Linked DNA regions of Mus musculus: region 2 is linked to region 1. A link is a loop called in an ENCODE intact Hi-C map of the cell type or tissue named here. Cell type or tissue: heart. All regions are shown on one strand. Each heading gives the region's core, and the rest is flanking DNA. Links, peaks and the distances in the headings are about the cores only.

Evidence for each region. Peaks named below come from ENCODE experiments on the same cell type or tissue, not always from the same donor. Only the 100,000 strongest peaks of a DNase experiment are listed, where the experiment ranks them.
Region 2: it touches region 1 in a loop (2.9-fold over the local background); 4 of 42 quality-filtered maps call a loop at or near these places.

Annotation. Positions count from the first base shown.
Region 1 is chr1:51,102,279-51,113,496 of GRCm38, reverse strand. All of the region lies in intron 5 of Tmeff2 (transmembrane protein with EGF-like and two follistatin-like domains 2), which reads right to left. Among named protein-coding and RNA genes, the nearest start is that of Tmeff2, 180 kb to the right of the region's middle. In heart, for the core only: no CTCF peak of the experiment used is centred there; a DNase peak (open chromatin) is centred at 6,896; H3K27ac peaks cover 726 bases.
Region 2 is chr1:51,264,955-51,276,172 of GRCm38, reverse strand. The region is part of intron 2 of 9330175M20Rik (RIKEN cDNA 9330175M20 gene); the gene reads left to right. Among named protein-coding and RNA genes, the nearest start is that of Cavin2, 19 kb to the left of the region's middle. In heart, for the core only: CTCF peaks have their summits at 5,377 and 8,525; DNase peaks (open chromatin) are centred at 5,812 and 8,742; H3K4me3 peaks cover 541 bases; H3K27ac peaks cover 3,945 bases.

The sequences.
Region 1 (11,218 bases), core at 2,147-10,146:
CTATTAGATATTTTGGTGCACAATCAGCAGACCAGATCAAACTCTCTGTATTAGGTGAAATGGGTTAGATTAAATATAATGATGAAATTTGTGTCCTAAGGATTGATGTTCATTAACTATTGTGAATGGGAAAGATATTCCACACTCTAAGAGCTCTATTCTGAATAAAGCACAAGTAATTAGCCTTTTAATTAATCTTTTATTTTAGATTTAACTTTTACTTGCCTTTCCATATGGGTGTTGATCATGTTTGAGCTATGAACATGAGTGCAGATAGCCGTGAGTGCAGGTGGCTATGGTGGCCAGAAGAGGACATCCGACCCAATGAACCTAGAGTTTCAGGCAGTTATAATCCCCTATGGTAAGTGCTGGAAACTGACCTTCTGACCAGGAAGCAGGCCTTCTTGGCAAGCTCTGTCTATGCTCCTAACTGCAGACTCTCTCTGTATATTCTCACATTAATATTTGTATTATACAATTATAGTTTTGTAGTTGCTGTGGTTTTACTATTATGTTCAGAATAGTTAAGGTTCTGTTTGAACCTTCTTATTCTGAATAAAATCTCAACAAGCCTTGCTTCTTTTAACATTTACATAGTTTGTTCTAACTTTGTTGCTTCTCTCTTGAGATCAGCTATCCAGCAAAGTATGTATGTCAGGAGGGAAGGACTGAAGGACTGTCTGCTCTAACCCTTGACTGGTCAGCACTTTCTTTATCTCCAGGCTACTTTGTATGTGTCTGATTTCACTAATTTGCTTTGGTTGGTTAAATTTATATTTATATCAGTAGATCCATTTCATTTCAGAGATTTACAAATAGCTACTGAACGCTGAATAAACTCAGGCTTGATTTGGTTGACAGGACTTTACGTGGGTTCAAATATTTACATAGAACAGGGGGAATGTTCACCAATTTATTGCTCATATCCTACACAACTATTACTAAATAATGAATTGCAGATAAAGGTTTGTTAAATATTGAAAAAGACACTTTGAAGTGAAAACCCCGCATTTCACAGGCATTATTTGCATGTTGACTGTGTGTCTGGAAACTGTCAAGAGAATGTATGCTCTGCAGCACACACAGTCAAGAATGCAGTGAGTGGCTCTGCAGCACACACAGTCAAGAATGCAGTGAGTGGCTCTGTAGCACACACAGTCAAGAATGCAGTGAGTGGCTCTGCAGCACACACACACAGTCAAGAATGCAGTGAGTGGCTCTGCAGCACACACACACAGTCAAGAATGCAGTGAGTGGCTCTGCAGCACACACAGTCAAGAATGCAGTGAGTGGCTCTGCAGCACACACAGTCAAGAATGCAGTGAGTGGCTCTGCAGCACACACAGTCAAGAATGCAGTGAGTGGCTCTGCAGCACACACAGTCAAGAATGCAGTGAGTGGCTCTGCAGCACACACACACAGTCAAGAATGCAGTGAGTGGCTCTGCAGCACACACAGTCAAGAATGCAGTGAGTGGCAGGCCCTCAGTGCTGCTTTTCACTCAGTAAGAGCTGTTAGCACCAGCATTGCTATCGTCCTCCCATTCACACTGGACCACATCACATAGCATGCTGCTAAGGCTAGCTAGAGTTAATATTACACACTGGGCTATATTTTGAACTTATATCCATTAAAATATATACATATAAGACCTAAAAACAGTATGTGTGGTTTTTCAATGGTGTATTTCTACTGCAGAAGGACATTAAATGGTTCAATGCCTTTATAGATGCTGTCTTTGAAGATTTTTGCATGGCTGAAAAGGATTTAGATGCTTAATACAGGCTTTAAATGCTCACTCTATCATGACCCATTTGGATATAGACTCCATATTCAGATTTAAAATATTGTGTGATTCAAGCCTAAGATGTGACTTAAAATGCTCAGATTATATATGTATATAGTAATAGTATAATAGATATACATATTATATATTAAAGTCCAAAGACTGATCACAGTTGTGATAATGGCTTTAAATAGTTGTAAACTCAAGACTGCTAAACATAATCCAGTTTGAAGGACTCATATTAAAGAAATCCCTACTAAATATAAATGCAGTCGTGCTGTTTTACAGAATAATGTGTATAATGGAAACACTGATATTAAACATTCAAAAAGAGTGGCACATAGAGGACGGCTCCTTGCCAGCAGACGGCACTCACCATTGTACCTGCTATACTCAAGAGAGTGGAGTCAGAGCTCTGAGTTAAGCAGTGAGAGCCCAGCTGCTTTTTGCCCAAGAACAGTGAGTACCAGCATCACTTAAGGTTGCTGCATCTCACTATACAGTAAAGCAATGCCATAGTTCAAGCGGTGGTAGCTTCAGCTAACTGAAGTGTAGGTTTACAAGTCATAGTTAGTGGAAGGTTTCACAAGAGACATTTAGTATGAATATGACCAATAAAGGTTCTATGCAGGGGTGAACTGATACATGGAGTCCACAGAGGTCAACTGATATATGCACATGCAAGCCTTACAGAAAGTTATTCACTTTATAAGTTCTAAAGATGGCCTTAATTGGAGGATGATGATGTTATAATTTTTGAAGCTAAAGACCTTACCACATGAGAGAATTTGGTTTTATTTAGAGAAATTGTCATCAACAGTTTTAATAATGTTAACCCTGTGTGTTACATTGCTGGTCGGCAAGGCAAGATATGCCCACCAATGCAATGGTAGCAAGTATTATCGGAGTAACCAATCACTTTCTGGTTGGAACTAAGGCTCACCTGATAGGAGAGAACTCATGTCTAGTACAGTAAACCTAGTCAAAAGCCCATGCCCGGGGAGGTCGTAGACTCTAGTATGAAAATATAGATGCTTTGGTTTGTTGTTTGTTTTTCTAAAAGAACATGATGTACCTATAAAATTGCCATCTAAACAAGGATGTTTATCCTTATAGATTTTTACTGCTGAAAGTTTTGGTCAGAGAAATTTTGTTTTGCAGTGGGTCACAATAATTGTGGAGACTTGTGGTTTGCTAAGATACTGAGAATAAGTGACTGCTAAGTGTTCAACCATACCTGGGGCATCTATCAGATTCCAGCCGAAGTTCAGGAAACACTGTAGAAGAGTGGTAGAAAGGATTTACGGGCAGGGTGAGGTGGACTGTTGTCTTCTGGTCATGACTTGGCTACTTCCGTCAGGAACTCACAGATACAGTGATTAATATGATTGAGACTATGGACATTCAGTCTTGGAGAGGGAAGTGAGTTATAAGGCCCTACTCTTTTATAAGAATCCATAGGCAGTTCTTTATAGATTTTGGATATTAGCCGTCTATTGGATATGAGGTTAGTGAAGACTTTTTCCCAATCTGTAGGTTACTGATTTGTCTTATTGACTATGTCCTTTGCCTTACAGAAGCTTTCCAGTTTCATGAAGTACCACTTATCAATTCTTGATCTTAGAACTTGTGCCATTGGAACTCTGTTTAGGAAATTTCTGCCTATGCCAATGGGTTCAAGGCTCTTTCCCACGTTCTCTTCTATTATATTCAGTGTATCTGGTTTGATGTTGAGGTCCTTGACCCACTTGGACTTGAGGTTTGTACAAGGTGACAATTATGGGTCTATTTTCATTATTCTACATACAGACAGCCAGTTAGACCAGCACCATTTATTGAAGATGCTTTCTTTTGTCCCATTGTATATTTTTGGGGTCTTTGTGAAAAATTAAGTGACCATACATGTGTCGTTTTATTTCTGGGTCTTCAATTCTTTTTCATTGGTCAATGTGTCTGTCTCTGTACCAATACCATGCAGTTTTTAATCATTATTGCTCTGTAGTATAGTTTGAACTCAGGGATGGTGATTCCCCCAGAAGTTATTTTATTGTTAAGAATTGTTTTTGCTCTTCTGTTTCTTTTTTTTTTTTCCTTTCCAGATGAATTTGAGAATTGCTCTTTCAATGTCTTTGAAGACTTGTGTTGGGATTTTGATGGGGATTTCATTGGATCTATAGTGGAAGGGACTAGTTAGAAATAGGAATCAGGTCAGTAGGAGTGTGAAAGGATCAAGAGAGAGGAATATATTGAGTCCCACTAACATGTATAATCAATACTATATAATCAACACTAACATGTACAACAACAACAATAACAAAAGTGAAATAGAGAACTTGTGCATGGATCACAGATGACAGAATCTTACAGATTAGCTTAATTCTGCTAAATTTGTTTGAAATAAACAATAAATATAAGGACATAAGAAGCTGCACTAAAATAGTCACATTAACTGGTAAATATATGTCTGCCCTTTTTCATTAACAATTCATAATTAGGTAAGATTGGTGAGGGTCATTTACATTGAGATCTTTTTGTATCATACAGTTCAACCACTGGCTGCCCCAGACTTTTCACCATCTGCACAACACACTCCAATGACTAATACCATTTTAGTCCTATGTTTCACCAACTGAAACCTGAACTGTAAATAGTATTACTTACTCTGGGTCATAGCAAGCCCCTCTCCCCACTGAGCAAATAAATGAACCTAGGATCTCTCCCCCATGGCTTTCTTCAGTCACGTGCTTTTAGTAACAACTTACTAGAAGACCTGAGGAAAAATTCAGCCTTTCTCTGTATCAGACAGAGGATGAGAATCAAAGCCCAAAAGACACACACTTCAACTGCAGTGAGACAAACATGGTAAACTGGGTTTTCCTAAGTTTTATCAAATGTTGCATTTTCTAATTAGGTAATGAGGAAGCAGGGTAGACATATAACAAATGAAAATTACAACGATATATATTTTTGTATTTTCATTCATTCAGACATTTCTTAAGATCTAATATATGGTATCTGTTTTTAAAATAAAGTTGAGTAACACTACTGTACAGCTAGGAAGAGAGGGAAAATAGTATTTTGGAGGCAAATATAAGGCTTTGTTTAGTTGAATCCTGAGTAGGTCTTAGTTGAACATAAAATGATGACATATCTTCTAGCTAGTAGAGCATGCTAGTGCCCAAGAGTAGAAGCCTGAAGCTTTCACCATGGAGCTATAGGTGACTCAGTGCAGTTCTTGGAAAGGACTGCAGTAGGGCTGCCGTAATGGGTGGAGACAGATCGGGATGCAGGTTTTGGACCATCATCTAAAGGTGCACAAGGTTTTGAAGAATGGATTCAGAAAGTGACAGGCAGAGACATCTTTCTGGTTATGAAATGCCATCAGTCAGGAGTGGATGGAAAGGACTGAGACTATTAACTTCAAAAGCAACATGGTCCTTCTCTCAAGCCTAACACAGCCTCTCACCTCTCTGGTCTCACTTTCTTCTCTGCTACCTAAGAGTCTCTGATGAAGATGGCCTCTGGCTTATTTACTCAAAGCAGGGCACAAGTGGGAGCAGGGATTTTACTCTGATTCTGTGAGGATAAGTTCTATCAAAGTCTGTAAAAATGCAAGCCTCAGTAAATTAGTTTCCGTTTCTCTAAGATTCTAAGATTTTTTATTCTTAGACAACTAAACACATTTTTTTTCCTAATTGGCAAAAATCATCCAAGATGGCCAGTAGGGAATATTTTACATAACCATGTCAGAAGTTTTACTCAGCAAAAAGTTAAAGTGGATCAACATTTTCCCTTTGCATCTAGTTCCTTCCTATTATACTGTTTCTCTTTATCTGTATGTGCTGTAAATAACTCTTTCCTGACTCTTCTTCCCCTCGGTCTTGCCTTGCAAATGTTTTTCTTTATTCACTGTCATCTGGGAACATTTAATCTTGTGTACTTGTCTTTCTCTATCTCCTTTTATCATCCTCAATTATTGTTTAAAGGGGAACTTGATTAGCTTTGTCCCGGTAAACTGGCCTCCTGTTGCTGGTCATGGCAGCTGAAAGTCAGCTACCAATGGTGCTAGACTTGGTTTTCCCTTTCTTTACTTCTCCTGTGGAGTCCCCCCCAATTTCTCAATAATGTAAGTGTAAAGCTCCGAGCCACCACACTCACAGGGAGAGAAGTGTATTTAAGCATCCCAAAGAGAAGGGTGTGAAATTCATGCATGGATTGGCAGAAGTGCATTGCTCATGATTATACACAGATGGTGCTCTGTGGCCACTCATGATATTTTCTCTAGGTAGTTTCATAATCTTAATGAAATAGCCAGGATAAATCTTTTAATTATTTCGTTATATTTATATAATCAAATTGACTTATCCTAACTACAATATTATCAATGATATTACACAGCAGAACAGTTTACAAACACATACTATGTTTAGAAGGCAAAACAAAACCTTCTTTGAAACGGTTTTGTATCTCTTGAATTGATAATATAAACAAAGTGAATGAAGCCAAAGTATGTATATATTCACGGGATATTTTCTGCTCATCATTAGATGACCATAACTTATAATGTCCCTAAACATTACTCAGAGGGTTGCCATTCTATCAATTGTCGTACGGAAAGTGACAGCTTTAGAGAAAGAGAAATTGTATGTAGTGTCACTTTTAAAATGTTTACTTTTGCAACTGGCAAAACATGCAAGCTGTTAATAAACTGTTCACTCTTAACAGTAGAATGACTGTTAGTCCTATCAGGCCCATTGCCACTTAAATAAGCTGTACAGAATTTATTTATCCCTTTGGCCCATAGTGTCCTCACACACACAAATGAATAGGCATTCTCATTTGGTTTTGGCTAAACAATTTATGTTAACACAAAAAACATACTGGATAGCAGGAAATTAACTTTGACTTAATTCTGAGCTTAAGGAAGGAAAAACCAACAGTACCAGAATGGGTGTGCATTTAGAAAAAATAATGAATGTCGGTATAAAAATAGCTTTGAAAATTTGTTTTCCGAATTGCTTCCTTCCTCTGCAGTGATGATCATAGCAGGTTCCAGACACCACAGTTTAAAGTGTTGGCTTTGTTCATTTCTGCCTCAGGGTGCTTGTGCTTTGGCCTGGTTTTTCATGATGCTGCACCTATATTAAAGTGTGTGCGGTTTTCTCCCCTGAGATAAGAAGGTACTATGGGGCTGCTGGGTGGCGATTCAACAGGACAGATAGGTTAATTAAATAATATAATATGGTGCAAACTCCAGATGATCAGAATACCACATGGAGAACTGGTTGTGCATAATGAGAATTATTTTAAAGGCCTGTGCATTCTATATTATGAAAAAGATTTGTGATAATTATACTATTTTCCTTGATCTTCCCGAGAGTGTTCTCTTTGGAAGTGTGTCTGAGCAACTGCACACTGAAATAGTAGGTTTTACATTCTGCTTCTAGGAAACTGTTCTGTCAGGAGCTCAACCAAGATGCTCTGTTGCTAAAAATAAAATAATAACAGATTTTTCTAAACTCTGATTAAAAACAAGTTAGGAAAAATACAGTATTCCTTGAATTTCAAGCTTCTTTTTCTGTCATTTCTTCAGTTTGTCTACTGACATATACTAGGAAGGATGACAAAATGAAGGAGCCCAGAGGACACACCCTATGAGGCAAACCTTGTCATGACAGCTCTCAGATGCACACTCTCATCACTATATGTGAACAATCCTATTTCTGCAGCCATATTTCCTCTTAATTCTTTTAATTTAATTTTTTATATAAAATTTTAATAATATTATAGTTTTCAAGTGTGTAGGTACATAAACCCAACTGAAAAACATTGAAATAAAATGCTATTGCTTACTAGTTTATGTTTCTGAATATAAATAGCAAGAATTTTAAAAATAAAACTGGGAAAAAAAATCTGACGGCCAGGCTTATATTCTCCAGGTTTAAGAAATATGGTAAGGTACACAAAGAAGTGAGAAAATACATTATCCCATGTCTGCCTTGGCAGAGTTATTTTCAACAAGTAAGTGATACTATTAATGGCTGCATATCTAATTTAACTGGGGACCTTGAAGATGGCCTCTAGTTTGCATTCCATTAAGAGTTTTTAATAAGATTTCAACAAAAATAATAATAAAAGCATCCCACTTCACCTTCGCTTCTCCTTAACAATTCAAAGTATCAATTATAATATAACCTTCATTTGACTTGCAACCATCCCTGTACTCTCAACAGCGTATTAAATTGTGTGCCAACGCTTAAAGTGCAAAATAAATGTCTTGCTTTATCTTGTAACTTTAGTTCCATTTTAAAGTGACCTCTCAAATGTCTAACACTCAACTACACTTTCTGTAAAAAACAATTTTTCTAAACACTGGGCATTTTTAAAAGCTGGAAGATTCATTTTACCCAATCTTCAAGTGACACAGCCTCTCCATGCATTCTCTCGCTTTTAATGTGCTCACAGGAATGCTATTCTTGGGATGGCACAACTGCTCTCTGTCTGCAAGCCATATCTAGGGAGTCCTGACCCCAGGGCTCACAGAAAAAAATAGGCTGAAGCCTGGTATCAAAGAAAGGCAAGACTTACAGAAGCTTCCAGAACTCGGCCCTCCTTTAAAGAGGAGCAGAGATTAATAAAGGAAACAAAAGAATTTGAAAGATTAAGAAAAATGAGAGCATCCAGGAAAAGCCAGAGGTGAAAACAGGAAACCACGTGACATTCTGAAACAGATTTCAGAGCTCTTAGGAGGGTCTCTCACACCCATGCTTCCTGAGATGATCAGCAATAAGCGGTAAGTCTGTTTCCCCAGCTGCATTTCCCAGTGTGCTGCAGAGGATTACATGAAAGTGTCTGAGGTTTTACCCACAGGGGCTGTTTATGGAGGAAGAGGCCTTCTTCTTCCCCTGGAGCCCCTTAATGCCTGCAAAATAGCAGCACAGGGGTGTGATGTTTCTGGAAGACCAGCTGAGGCAGTTTGTCTGGAGGGCTATGAATGTCTTGGTAATTTTTTTTTAAAATAACTTACTATGTAGAAAAAATACATACAGAATTTGTATTTTGCTTCCCAGACTGGACCTTGGAGACAACCACTTATACACAGTGACCTACGACACTCAAAAGAAAGGTGACACAAATAAGTGACTGCAGTACAAGTAGTACCCATATAAGCCGGTGTGGTGGCACACGCCTTTAATCCCAGCACTCAGGAGGCAGAGGCAAGCGGATTTCTGAGTTCGAGGCTAGCATGGTCTACAAAAGTGAGTTCCAGGACAGCCAGAGCTATATAGAGAAACCCTGTCTCAAAAAACCAAAAACCAAAAACCAAACCAAAACAAAACAAAGAAACAAAATAAAACCAAGTAGTACCCATATGAAATGATTTATACACCATTTTCTTTAATTATTTTAGAAACAAGATATATCTTTTTTTTTTTTTTTTCCATTTTTTATTAGGTATTTAACTCATTTACATTTCCAATGCTATACCAAAAGTCCCCCATATCCACCCACCCCCACTCCCCTGCCCACCCACTCACCCTTTTTGGCCCTGGTATTCCCCTGTACTGGGGCATATAAAGTTTGCAAGTCCAATGGGCCTCTCTTTCCAGTGATGGCCGACTAGGCCATCTTTTGATATATATGCAGCTAGAGTCAAGAGCTCCGGGGTACTGGTTAGCTCATAATGTTGTTCCACCTATAGGGTTGCAGATCCCTTTAGCTCCTTGGCTACTTTCTCTAGCTCCTCCATTGGGAGCCCTATGATCCATCCATTAGCTGACTGTGAGCATCCACTTCTGTGTTTGCTGGGCCCCGGCATAGTCTCACAAGAGACAGCTACATCTGCGTCCTTTCAATAAAATCTTGCTAGTGTATGCAATGGTGTCAGCGTTTGGATGCTGATTATGGGGTGGATCCCTGGCTATGGCAGTCTCTACATGGTCCATCCTTTCATCTCAGCTCCAAACTCCGTCTCTGTAACTCCTTCCATGGGTGTTTTGTTCCCAAATCTAAGGAGGGGCATAGTGTCCACACTTCAGTCTTCATTCTCCTTGAGTTTCATGTGTTTAGCAAATTATATCTTATATCTTGGGTATCCTAGGTTTGGGGCTAATATCCACTTATCAGTGAATACATATTGTGTGAGTTTCTTTGTGAATGTGTTACCTCACTCAGGATGATGCCCTCCAGGTCCATCCATTTGGCTAGGAATTTCATAAATTCATTCTTTTTAATAGCTGAGTAGTACTCCATTGTGTAGATGTACCACATTTTCTGTATCCATTCCTCTGTTGAGGGGCATCTAGGTTCTTTCCAGCTTCTGGCTATTATAAATAAGGCTGCTATGAACATAGTGGAGCATGTGTCCTTCTTACCTGTTGGGGCATCTTCTGGATATATGCCCAGGAGAGGTATTGCTGGATCCTCCGGTAGTACTATGTCCAGTTTTCTGAGGAACCGCCAGACTGATTTCCAGAGTGGTTGTACAAGCCTGCACTCCCACCAACAATGGGGGAGTGTTCCTCTTTCTCCACATCCTCGCCAGCATCTGCTGTCACCTGAATTTTTGATCTTAGCCATTCTGACTGGTGTGAGGTGGAATCTCAGGGTTGTTTTGATTTGCATTTCCCTGATGATTAAGGATGTTGAACATTTTTTCAAGTGCTTCTCTGCCATTCGGTATTCCTCAGGTGAGAATTCTTTGTTCAGTTCTGAGCCCCATTTTTTAATGGGGTTATTTGATTTTCTGAAGTCCACCTTCTTGAGTTCTTTATATATGTTGGATATTAGTCCCCTATCTGATTTAGGATAGGTAAAGATCCTTTCCCAATCTGTTGGTGGTCTTTTTGTCTTATTGATGGTGTCTTTTGCCTTGCAGAAACTTTGGAGTTTCATTAGGTCCCATTTGTCGATTCTCGATCTTACAGCACAAGCCATTGCTGTTCTGTTCAGGAATTTTTCCCCTGTGCCCATATCTTCAAGGCTTTTCCCCACTTTCTCCTCTATAAGTTTCAGTGTCTCTGGTTTTATGTGAAGTTCCTTGATCCACTTAGATTTGACCTTAGTACAAGGAGATAAGTATGGATCGATTCGCATTCTTCTACATGATAACAACCAGTTGTGCCAGCACCAATTGTTGAAAATGCTGTCTTTCTTCCACTGGATGGTTTTAGCTCCAGAAACAAGATATATCTTGACTGTGTGTGACATGCATCTTCATAAAAAAGGGACTGAACTATTTTTTTTAAAAATAATTATTTAACTAATAGATGAAGTTAATAAGTTGGGTACCTGGCAAACAAAAGCCAAAGACGTACATACATATACTCTATACTTATTACTTATTCACATATATACACATATATGTATATATAAACTCAGACACACACATACACTCACATACATACTCATATATATACACGTGTCTGTCTG
Region 2 (11,218 bases), core at 2,031-10,030, 160 kb before region 1:
AATGATTGCTAGAGAAGCATTTCTTGGTTTTAGTGTTAATATATGCCTCTTTTAAATGATTTGTGGTTTGTTGGGACTATCTTTTTGATATATACTATATACACTATGTGTTAACATGTTTAATATAAAATAACTAATGAAATTTCTTAAATTTTTATCATATTATTAATTTGTTTATATACTTTCTTTATAAGTTGTTCAGAGGTAAACAAAGTCAGGCTCTAGTTCTCAAAATCTGAAAATTAGATCCTGGGGGCTGAGGGACAGCGCACACTCTGATCCTTGACTGTGAGACACAATGATCCTTCAGTACTGTCAGACTGTAATTATGCTGCCTTAAGGGAGGAGCTAGAGAAAGTATCCAATGAGCTAAAGGGATCTGCAACCCTATAGGTGGAACAACATTATGAACTAACCAGTATCCCGGAGCTCTTGACTCTAGCTGCATATGTATCAAAAGATGGCCTAGTCGGCCATCGCTGGAAAGAGAGGCCCATTGGACACGCAAACTTTATATGCCCCAGTACAGGGGAACTCCAGGGCCAAAAAGTGGGAATGGGTGGGTAGGGGAGTCGGGGGGGGGGTATGGCAGACTTTTGGGATAGCATTGGAAATGTAATTGAGGAAAATACGTAATAAAAATAAATAAATGAATTTTTAAAAGGGGTGATTAAAGCAGCCTCTGGGTGGTTTTCTTAGTCACACAGACAGTGAAAGCCATTGGAAGATGGAAATGATAGCAAGTGGTCAAGAGAGCCACTTACAGCTGCTGCTGGACTAGGCTTGGGGGATGGAGGGGTAGAAAGGTCAGAGTCAAGCACAAGCCGAGGAGAAGCTGAGCTGGCAAAGATGAAAAGGCTTCCTGGGAGAGTGAATAGTCCCGTGCCTGGACACGCTGCGGAAGGAAACTGGATGGGGAACCACAGCTGGTCCCCAACATGCATACTACTCAAGGGTTTATCAGAGTAGCAGCATCCGCAAGATCCAATTCTTCAATTTGTGGGTCCAGAAATGTAATCTTACTCATGCTTCCATGATAAAATTTTGGGAAAGTTGACTTACTTTGTCTGGATTCACTGGGGAACCATTTATGAGCTATGCTTATCCATATTACTCAACAGGAGATAGTGTTGTCTGGCATCCCAAACTCTGTCTGTGATTGTTCCCTCTGTGCTGGCTCATGTGGTAGAAGCTGAGAAGGTGCTGGAACAGCACAACACAGATATCCAAAGATGTCTTTGAGGTGCCACTAACTGGACACATTCACACCTTGGGCATGTTTACACGTGTTCTCCAATGCTTGGCTAAGGGGTTTTCATGAACCTCTAGTGAAAATGCCTAAAAGAAAAGCAATGAATTCATCACACTAAAAACTTTTAATTTATAAGAGTGTACTTTATTTGGTGATCATATCACTGCTTTTTTAAAAGTTTGTGTGTGTGTGTGTGTGTGTGTGTGTGCACGTGTGTGTTTGTATGTTCTTAAGACAGAGTCTTTGATATCCCAGGGTGGCTTTGAACATCTAATTGTCCTGTCTCTACTTCCCAAATATTGGAATTACACTAGTTCATTGTTACTTTTATTTTAAACATTTTGACTTTGGGGAATAAAAATCCTACTACCTTAATGATATTTTAAGTTTGACAGAGTAAAAATACTGTTCCTAAGATTTCCCATTTTGACGGTAATTTATGGTAGCACAAAATACAAAATTCTGTGACTTAGGAAATGGGAGATCAGTATACCAACTGCTTTAAAACAGATCCACAAAGGGCAACATTTCAAAAACTATATGCTTAGTAACAGGAACATAAACATATATTTAGAATTTTACAGAATAAATAATCTTATAAAACAATATTAAACCTTGCCTCATACAACAGACCAACCCTTCTTGTTGGAAATCTCAGCCAGAATCTAATAATGCGATTTTGTGACCTGCTAATGGACCACAACCCACAACTTGGAAAGCACTGCGGGAGACCCCAGGCCTCCCTTCCCCACAGACTCAGTAAACACAGACAGGTGCTTCCTTTGGGGATCTGCCTTTCCACATTCCAGAGCACATCCCTTGCATTGGCTGAATGTGCTGTGGGTAGTTACAGTCTAACCGATTCAAGATTCAAAGACAGGAGGCTTCTCTACTTAACCAAAGTAAAGTATGCCCTTTGGGTATGTCCCTGCCACCTCGCCAAGGCCGAGAATTACAGGACTTCATTTAGACCAGAAGACTCTTCCTTTTCTTGCCATAAGAGGACCTCCCCTGGTCTCATTAGCCTCACATTTACAAAATACTTCTTTCAATAGGTTATTTTGCAGGCTACTGAGCCACGCTGGTTTTAATTGATTCTATTAACTTCAATTGTGAAGCATGACATTTGAATTACAAGTCAGAGTTGAAATTGTAAGAGGAGAGCAGGAGGGCTCACCTTAACCCAACCCCCACCCCCAACACCAACCAAGCCCTGAGAGATTTAGAGTCCACCCGGAAGGAAGAAAGGCAACTCAAACTAATTAAAGAAATTCACGATTAAGGATGAGTTAAAAATGTCCAAATATAATTAGTTTGGCTATACAAATTTGCCACAGGAAAAGAGAACAGAAAATATGTCAGGCACATTTGCAGCAATTACGGATTGCTTTTGGATCAAAGGGCACAGGAGCATAGGGTGGTGGCTCACAGTGTGGGCTGTGGGGCCAGACTGGCTGCGGTCAAATCCATGTACTAATGTCTTAGGACAGGGGGACTCAACCTCAGGGTTCTTAGCCTCTCTGATAGTCTGTTAGAAGTGAAAAGCGAAATGAGAGACAATAGCAGCAACTGCACAGAACTACCCTGTGGCTTACAGAGCTTGCCCAGCACATGGCACATTGAGGATGCTCAATTTATTTTAGTCATTATTATATTGTGCTGTAACAAGTTGCTGACAACCTGGGGCTTAGAGTCATTCTCTTGGATTCAAGTTCCTGCTCCAATCCTTACAATTTGTACTGGGGGGGGGGGGGGAGGCTGGGGCTGGGGAAGACATCAAGTCTTTTAAATCAATCACAAATCTCTTTATTAAAAATAGTGATAATAATACTATCATATTGTTGAATGTTTCATGGGTTTAGGCACACCACATAGTGTATTTTACACAGAGCTCTGGAAGTACTGGAATCTAGCCAAAACCTGCCAAAGCTACCTCACTTTTGCTATGTTTATTGTTACTGCAGTTCTGTTGCGTTTGTAATAATGCAGACCCTAATGTATCCATCAGTGGTCCGGGCTGAGCACAGTTTAGTTGTTCTTTATTGTTATGTCTTCCTCATAGGGAAAAACATTCCACCAAAAGAATGAAATCAACACCAACCTTTAAACCCAGCTGGCATATTCCCAACTCATTAGCTGTCCTTTTGCGTTTCCATTGTGCAAAGTACTGTGTTCTACAAGGAGCATGCTTGCCTGGCAGAGGTGGAAGAAAAGCCAAATTTAAAAGGCTACTATAATTAGAACCTTTGCTAATGGCACTTAAACTGATTAATGTCCGATAGTGCCCACTCTACTGAAGCATATTTTTTAGGCAGTTATACTTTTCTATTAAATTAAATCTTCATTAAATGAATGAGCTTGTGGGACAGTGTCTCCACGAAAGCCTTGGAGTTAATTCTGTAATGATATGGCCACCAACGTGGAGGGCCGTCTCTGTTGCCACTTCCTTCTTCCTGGATGTTCTTTCCGTTTATCTCCTGTGGCTGACTTTTGGATTGGAGTATACTCCTCCTTGGCTGCCCTCCCCATCCACTCTCTCTATATTCTACCAGCTGGATTTTTTTCTGTTGCACATACCATATCATTTGTTGGGATACTGTTGTGAATTTACAAGAAAGTTGTTGCTCATGTTCCCCAGGGAATTTAAAGCTCCACGAAGGCGAGTTTTTTGTCTATTTCTCTGTATCATCATCATCATCATCACCATCACCATCATCATCATCATCAACAACAACAATGACAACAAAGCACAACAAGTTACCACACACTCAGCAGTTTAAAAAACACACATTTCCGGACTGGAGAGTTGGCTCTACAGTTACCTACAGTTAAGAGTATTGCTGTGCAGAGGGTGTTAGCTTACAGGCAATTCTGCTAAGCTCCTCCCCAGGGATCTAGTTTACATAATCACCTGCCCCCCTTACCTGTGGCTGCCAGGGGCGGAGTGAGGTAAGTGGGGGCGAGGGGAGGTGCATATAAAAGGACTACCCGTTCTCTTTCTGTTTTCCCATGTATTCTGGATAGTCTCTCCCCTTTCTGTCCTTCTCTGTGCCCCATCCTCTTCTCTGCCCTCATGACTCTGCTCCCATCTGTCTGTATACATGTCCACTTGTCTGGCTCTTCCCCATTTTCAGGTTCTCACTCCTTTCCCCTCAAATAAACCCCTTTATACAAGATCTGTCGCATAGTGTAATTTCTCAGGGGGACACCTGGACATGGGCCTACCGGCTACCTCCTTGCCATACTATATTTCATAACAGGATCTTGCTTTTGTTCTCCATACTCCTGTCAGTTGGCTCACAATTGTTGGTAGCGGCTGTGGGGACCAGACAACTGTAGCCTCCACAGGCCTCTGCACTCACATGCATTCGCCAACCCCACCCCCAACACATAGTTGAAAATCTTTAAAAGGGCGTGCATAGATGGGCTGTTTCAACTCATTTTCAAGGGCAAGTGCAGGCTTTCACCAGGTAGAAATCAAGAAGTGGGGTAGACTCCCATCTAATCTGTGATAAGGTATCTTCTAACAGCTTTCAGTTTCCTGTGGGTGTGTCACTGAAGTTTGATTATGGCTGTCAGCTGGAGTAGGAGAACATGGGAAGTTTTCAAGAGGTTTCAAGGAGACATCAGGCTTTGGATTTCCTCTACATTTGGATTTCAGTTCTACCCATTGCTTGCATCAGGCAGATCTAATTTATATGGGCTTCGGAGCTAAAGAAATTTTACAAGCTCTCTTGGAAATAGAAAATAACAAAGTGAGTTATGGAGTCTTGACCTATTCAAATAGTGGGTCACAAGTTTAATCGTCACCAGTTTCACAAGAAGTCCCTCTCTCCTGCCACCCTGCTAAGGAGAGGCATGAGCCCTTTCTGAGGCACAGACTTCTCAGTTGTAAAATGAAGATAGTAAGTACCATATTTTAAGACATGGCAGTGGGGAAAATGTTGAGCCAGATTAACCAATACATTCTTCAAGTTAGTTATTTTTGCAACCTTTTAAAATCACAGTTTTCACTATCATGATCATTTTACAGATGAGGGAGCTAGAAAGAAATACTAGAAAACTTGCTTTACTTAGAGCAAACAAACAAACAACAAACCGGGGAGCTGAACGCCTAGGCCAGAGTGTCCTCTCCTAAGCCCTTCGCGGATACACCCTGCACATTCCTTCCACAACACTTCTGTCCCCGTGTTTAGTGTTGGCACAAAGCTGTACTCATCATCCCCAGCACTTACTCCAGGGCAATTTAAAAACAAAAGTGGCCTGAGCAGCAGGCATAAGCTGGCTGAGTTTAATCTTCTTATTCATTTTTATATACAACCTAATGGGGTGAATCAAAAAGCTACAACTAGCAAAGCCAGCATGCTGATATTTGTGGATTTTTCTAATTGGAAATCTTGGTTTTTTTTTACTTCATCTGGGACAAGAGATTGGCTTAGAAACAAAGACAGTTCAGTGTAATATCTTTTGGGAGTGAGTCCCAGGATCCCATCTGTGCAGATTCTGTTATGGACATTAGGTTTTCCTGGGAAAAGTCTGGGGAGTCAGTCTCAGGGGTAGAGTCTGCCCCTTGAAAAAGCTCACTGGGTGACAGAGGCTGGCTCTGTTCCATTCCATTATAGCTCCCCATGTGTGAGAATCTCTGTTATCTTGCTCTGGAAGAACTGTGTCTTGGAGTTCATTTTTAACCCTTTAAAAAGTTAAAGTTGTCTGAGATGCACTTGAACTTCTCCTTCATGCCACACTGCTTCTCTTTTTACTTAGTCACTGGGACTCTGCCGTATAAGATTGGTTGGTACAGAACCCCAACAGGTTAGTCTTTACAACTAACGTAGTATAAAAGAGGAACACTATTTCACTCAGAAAGTGCTCTATGTCTTTGACCTGTGACCCTGCATACAATGTCCAAGTATTTTTTCATGTCTCTAGTTTTCAACTATGGTTCACTATACACTTATTATGAAACCATCAAAGAAAATCAATAGAGTAATCGGATTGAATCTTTGCATGTGCTGGCCCTGCACCTCACTTGCTACATCCCCAAATTGCTTACTGGGTAGTTTTCAATGTATGTGCAAATAATAAATGTAAGGCTTGGGGTGCCACGATTAGAAGAACACAACGTTTATTCAGAAGGTTTGACCACCTTATAGTTACTATTTGTGTCTTACTATTCTGTGATGTTGTATCTTAGCTGCCAGCTTGAATGTTTATAGAATCAATAGAATGACAAGCTGCTGGGTACATCTGTGAGGGATTTTCTCACCGAGTCATTTTAAATGTAAAGACCTCCCCTAAATATGGGCATCACCTTTCCATTGAAGCCCAGATAAAAGATGGAAGAAGGAAGATCTGCTTTTGCCTGCTTTCCTTCCAGGACAGTTCATCTACCCTGTTGCTGCTACTGCAGCATCTTTTAGATTCCTTTTCTGATGACAGAACTCCGCTTCTTCAGGCTTTTAGTGTAGACCAAGAGCGAATGGCTCCCAAAGAATCCTTCATTGTTAGACTGCGTAGGCCATACCTGGTCGTCTGAGTGGTAGCGATGGAGAAGCTGGGGGCCTCCTCGGGACTCTGCTCCTTCCTCTGCTGCACCTTGTGCTCTGGCAGGAGTTTGGTCTGCGACTGTAGTCTCATATCCCAGGTTATGCTGGGTCCCCAGAAGTGCAGCTTCCCAACCTCACAGGGAGGAGATCTGCATTGGCAGCAGGACTCAACTCATTTGTCCTGGTCTTTGAACATCTTGCAAACTCTGCTGGTGGCACAGATCAAAGGTACGCCACACTGGAAAATCTCCTCCTAGCCTGAGTTAAGATTATTATAGTGTTAAATTCTCAAGAGATACAAAGAAGCAAGCACCAGACATGGGGCATAACCAAGTCTTTGTGAACTCCTTTGGCATAATGTAAAAAGACATGAAAGGGACGTCTTGGGTGGTAAAATGCCAACAGGAGAAGTTTCAAATCTACATGAATCTAAATATTATCTTCCTCTGAGGCTACTTACTTGAAACCATCACTGTATTACTCTGAGTACTGTTATCTTGTCATCATGCTGTTGGTTGTGTTCTACATTCTTGCAGAATAGTATTAAGGGTGTCTAGGAATAATCTAGTCTCAGAATTGCATGTAGACGGAGCAGTGATTCTTAGCCACATTATTTATTTGACAAATTACATTAGGCACTGTTTAATGCACTTGGGATAACTCAATAAACATGACAGGCAAAAATCAGAAAAAAAATCCTTGCCCTCATGACCTGCATGCTTAGTTGAACATATGTGATAAAATGCAGGCAAGATTCTATACTTACCACTGAACCACAAGTAGCTTAGTACTTTGCCTGTGGGATCAGCCATTCACATTATACAGGGAGTAGAGTGCCTCCTGAGAGAGTCAAAGTTATGCTGCAGGCTGGCCTGTCAAACAAGAGAAGTTTTGCAAGGCCTCTCTTAAAACATGCCTGGAAGAAACCTTCTATGCTTCTACACATTCCAAATGTGACACACCTTTCATCTGGAGCTGGGCTGTGTCACCAGTGCAGTCATACAGCCATCACAATGCCAGTTTCCCTGAGTAGTGTGTTCACAGTGCCTGCCAGAGTCACCGCGTTCATTGATTTTTCTCAAAACAAGACTCCAAAGCAGCTAAGGAAATAAAGTAAGACAAACAAATGAACTGAGAGGAAGCCCATGGTCCCATTTCCAGGAGTAGCAAGCAGTTCATCACTCTATTCAATAGTAAGAAGAAGGAGTTTATGCATAGACTCTAGACAAACTAGGGAGAATTGATTGCCATTGCTTAGGAGACTTGGAAGGTAAATACTTAAGCTTGGATTTGAAATGTCTGTTAACATACACATAATCCATGCTACTCCGTGTCCTGTGCAGATGTGCCTATGTGTGCTTTATGAATAGGAGGTGCCAGCTGTGGGTCGGGAGAATGTGAAATATTCCCAGGCGCCAGTACCCATAATCTCTCAGATGCTTTATAAATGCATGAAATGCTTCTTGGGCTGTTTTTTTTTTTTTTTTTTTTTTTTTTTTTTTTTTTTTTAAGTCTCTGAAATAGCCAAAGCTGTTGTAAAATCACAGGGAGCCAGACAGCTTACAGTCAACAGCAAATCAAAGGGGACTCCTCTGTGTCAGTTTTTACTAATAGCCATGGGGGGAATGTATTGAATCTGCCAAATCTGTATTTGATATCCTGTTACCAAAACCTGCCTGCATAATAAACTTCTGCCTTTCTACCCTTTATTTCGCCACCTCATGGCCACATTAGAGGTTGGTAAACCCCTCAGGACAGGAGATGGCTTTCAGCATAGGCTGGAGCAGTTCACAGAGCACACTTGATCTGTGTTCCTCCTTAGAGTCCCAACATACTGAGTCCTGACATCAGAAGTGATTTCTGTCAGTTCTAATGTGCCTGAGAAATTTCTTTCAAGGCAGTTTCCTCTTCTAACACATCCCTGGGGAAGTTCCCTTGGGGGCCGTGAGGCAACAGTGGAATGTGACTATGATAAGGCATTACCATGCTTAGGAGTTCTGTATGAAAAGCAGCGCACTGCATCTGTTGTTTTCCTTATTTAGGGTTCATTTCACACTGAATGATACTGGAACACTACCCAGGACTCTGCCTTGACTCCCCTGCAGTCTTGTTCTTCCTCCTCAATGACGGCAGATCCCGAAACACTTAGTGACATATGGCAGCCTTGCTGAAGAATACTGAATGCCATGCATTTGCTTTCGGGCTCTGAAGTGCTGCTTTCCATTTTGGGCATCATATTTCTTAAAGTGATACTGACCAAGTGGAACTCTCTGTGTCTGGAATCCCGTTCGGGAACAGGGTAGGTCGAACCCTAGTCTCTGAACAACTAGTACATCCACAGCAGGGGGCCAAAGGGATGGATGCGTAGCAGCATTTCAGGAGAAACTATTCAAAGAAATGGGAGGTGTTCAAGCCTAAAATGGTCAATTATTATTATTGTGTTTTAGAAGGAGGTCATAGCCATAATTCAAGTGTTTGAGAAGTTGCCAAATATGAATGCAGTTTATTTCTACAGTTTCAAAGGTAAACAGATTTTCACTCTATATAAAGCAGATTGTTCTGCTAGAAACAGCTATGTCATGACAAAACATATGTACACAAGAAACACACAAACAAGCTAACAAAACAACAACAACAAGAAACAAGCTCCTGTAGATTTAGAGACCTCCTGCACAGTCTGTATACTCTTTCCTTTCCCCATTTCTAACCTGGGAATCAACTCTGAGGCCAAAGGCATGATAGATAAGTGTTCTACTATCAACTATACTCCCAGCCTCTGTAATTTTGTGAATTAAAAATTTCTTGCTTAACTAGGCATGGTGACATACCTCTTTAATCACAGTACTCAGGAAGCAGAAGCAGACAGGTCTCTGAGTTTGGGCCAGCCTGATCTACAGAGCACGTTCCAGTACAGCCAGGGATACACAGAGCAAACCTGCACTGAAAAAACAAAATAACTTTTTGCTCAATTTTCATTTTGACAGAGAATTGACAAAAGGCTTGGGGGAAATCTCTTTTTCCATGAGCATACTAAGGTATCCTGCCTTCTTAATAATGGTGGCCTTACTGTGTTTAGGGCCACAGTCTTAAATGGAGGAAAGCTCACAACAGCAGCTAAGCATCCTGCTCCTTATCATAGCCTGTACAACTGTTGAAGGTCTGGCTGAGGTTGGATATTACTCTGCTTGCTTAAGAGCTAATCTCTCAGTTTTCCTGCCATGAATGGAATGCTATTTCCTCTGATAACAATGTTCTGCTTTCTCTTGGGAACCACACCTCTCTCCTGCCAGTCCTCTTGTCAAGGATCCTAGTCTTTGTCAGGCACGCTGGAGTGGGAACGCACTAAGGCTTGGTCAGTCCCCTCAGTCTTGGAATCTGAGTGTTGAGTGTTATCCTAGAAGTACAGAGCAAGGGTGGGGGCTGTTTCTCTATACCCCTGGGAAGCAAATGCTGTTTAGTCCATGTTTCCTAGACTCGCCTGCAGATGGCAACTTGATGGCGTGTGTTGTATATGTCTGTTGCATAGCATATTGTTTGATTGTTAGGAGTTTGTATCAAGATCTAGAATGTGTGATCTTGCATGTTTTGAGAGAGAAGAGAGAATGATATGCATGCAGTATGTACAATCAAGTATTTTTTTTTTGGAGAGTTTTCCAGGGGCTTGTTTTACTAAGAGGCCCAAGGGTGTGAGAATTCCTGTTTCCTGAAGTGTTGGGAAGTGAAGGTCAAAAACTGGCCGTGCTTCAAGTTCTGAGACAATACCATACAATTTCAAAGCTGCTGTTTGTGTGTGCGTGCAAATGTGTGTGTACAGAACCCAGGAAGAAAGGCAGTCTCTAAAAATTTGCTTTGAAAAATGCCAAAACTCTGAGCTGCATGTTTGAGATCTCTCTGTTTTGATGAAACCTGTCTCTTTGGTAAACACAAGGCACAGTAGGGCCTGCGTCCTCCTGCCCTGCAATTGAACTTTTGTTCAAATCAGCAACTTCCCTCACCTTGGCTGTTGAACTGCCCTTTGTGGTAACACTCACAAGTGAACTGGCAAGAAACCATGGAAAGAAAGGGTGTGCTGGAGTGGATTGCATTTTTCCTGAACACGCTGAAATATCAGGATGTATGGACTATGAGTCAGCACTTTCTGTTGGAAACTTTCATGACCTTTACAGAGTAGGCCAAATTCCTCCCAAGCTGTGCTTCTTCACACCCCAGTGCATGACAGCAAAGGGGCAAATCCGAGGGAGGCACCAGCAGATTCCTGTTTTTTTCTTGCAATCTGTTCCTTGTTATTGTCTTTTTTTTTTTTTTTAATTTTTTTTTCAACACACTTTGCTTCCCAGGATAGCACTAATAGAAGATGTGAGAGAGACTAGCATCATGTTTGAACGCAGAGCACTGTTAGAGTCAGGACAATAGGAGATGG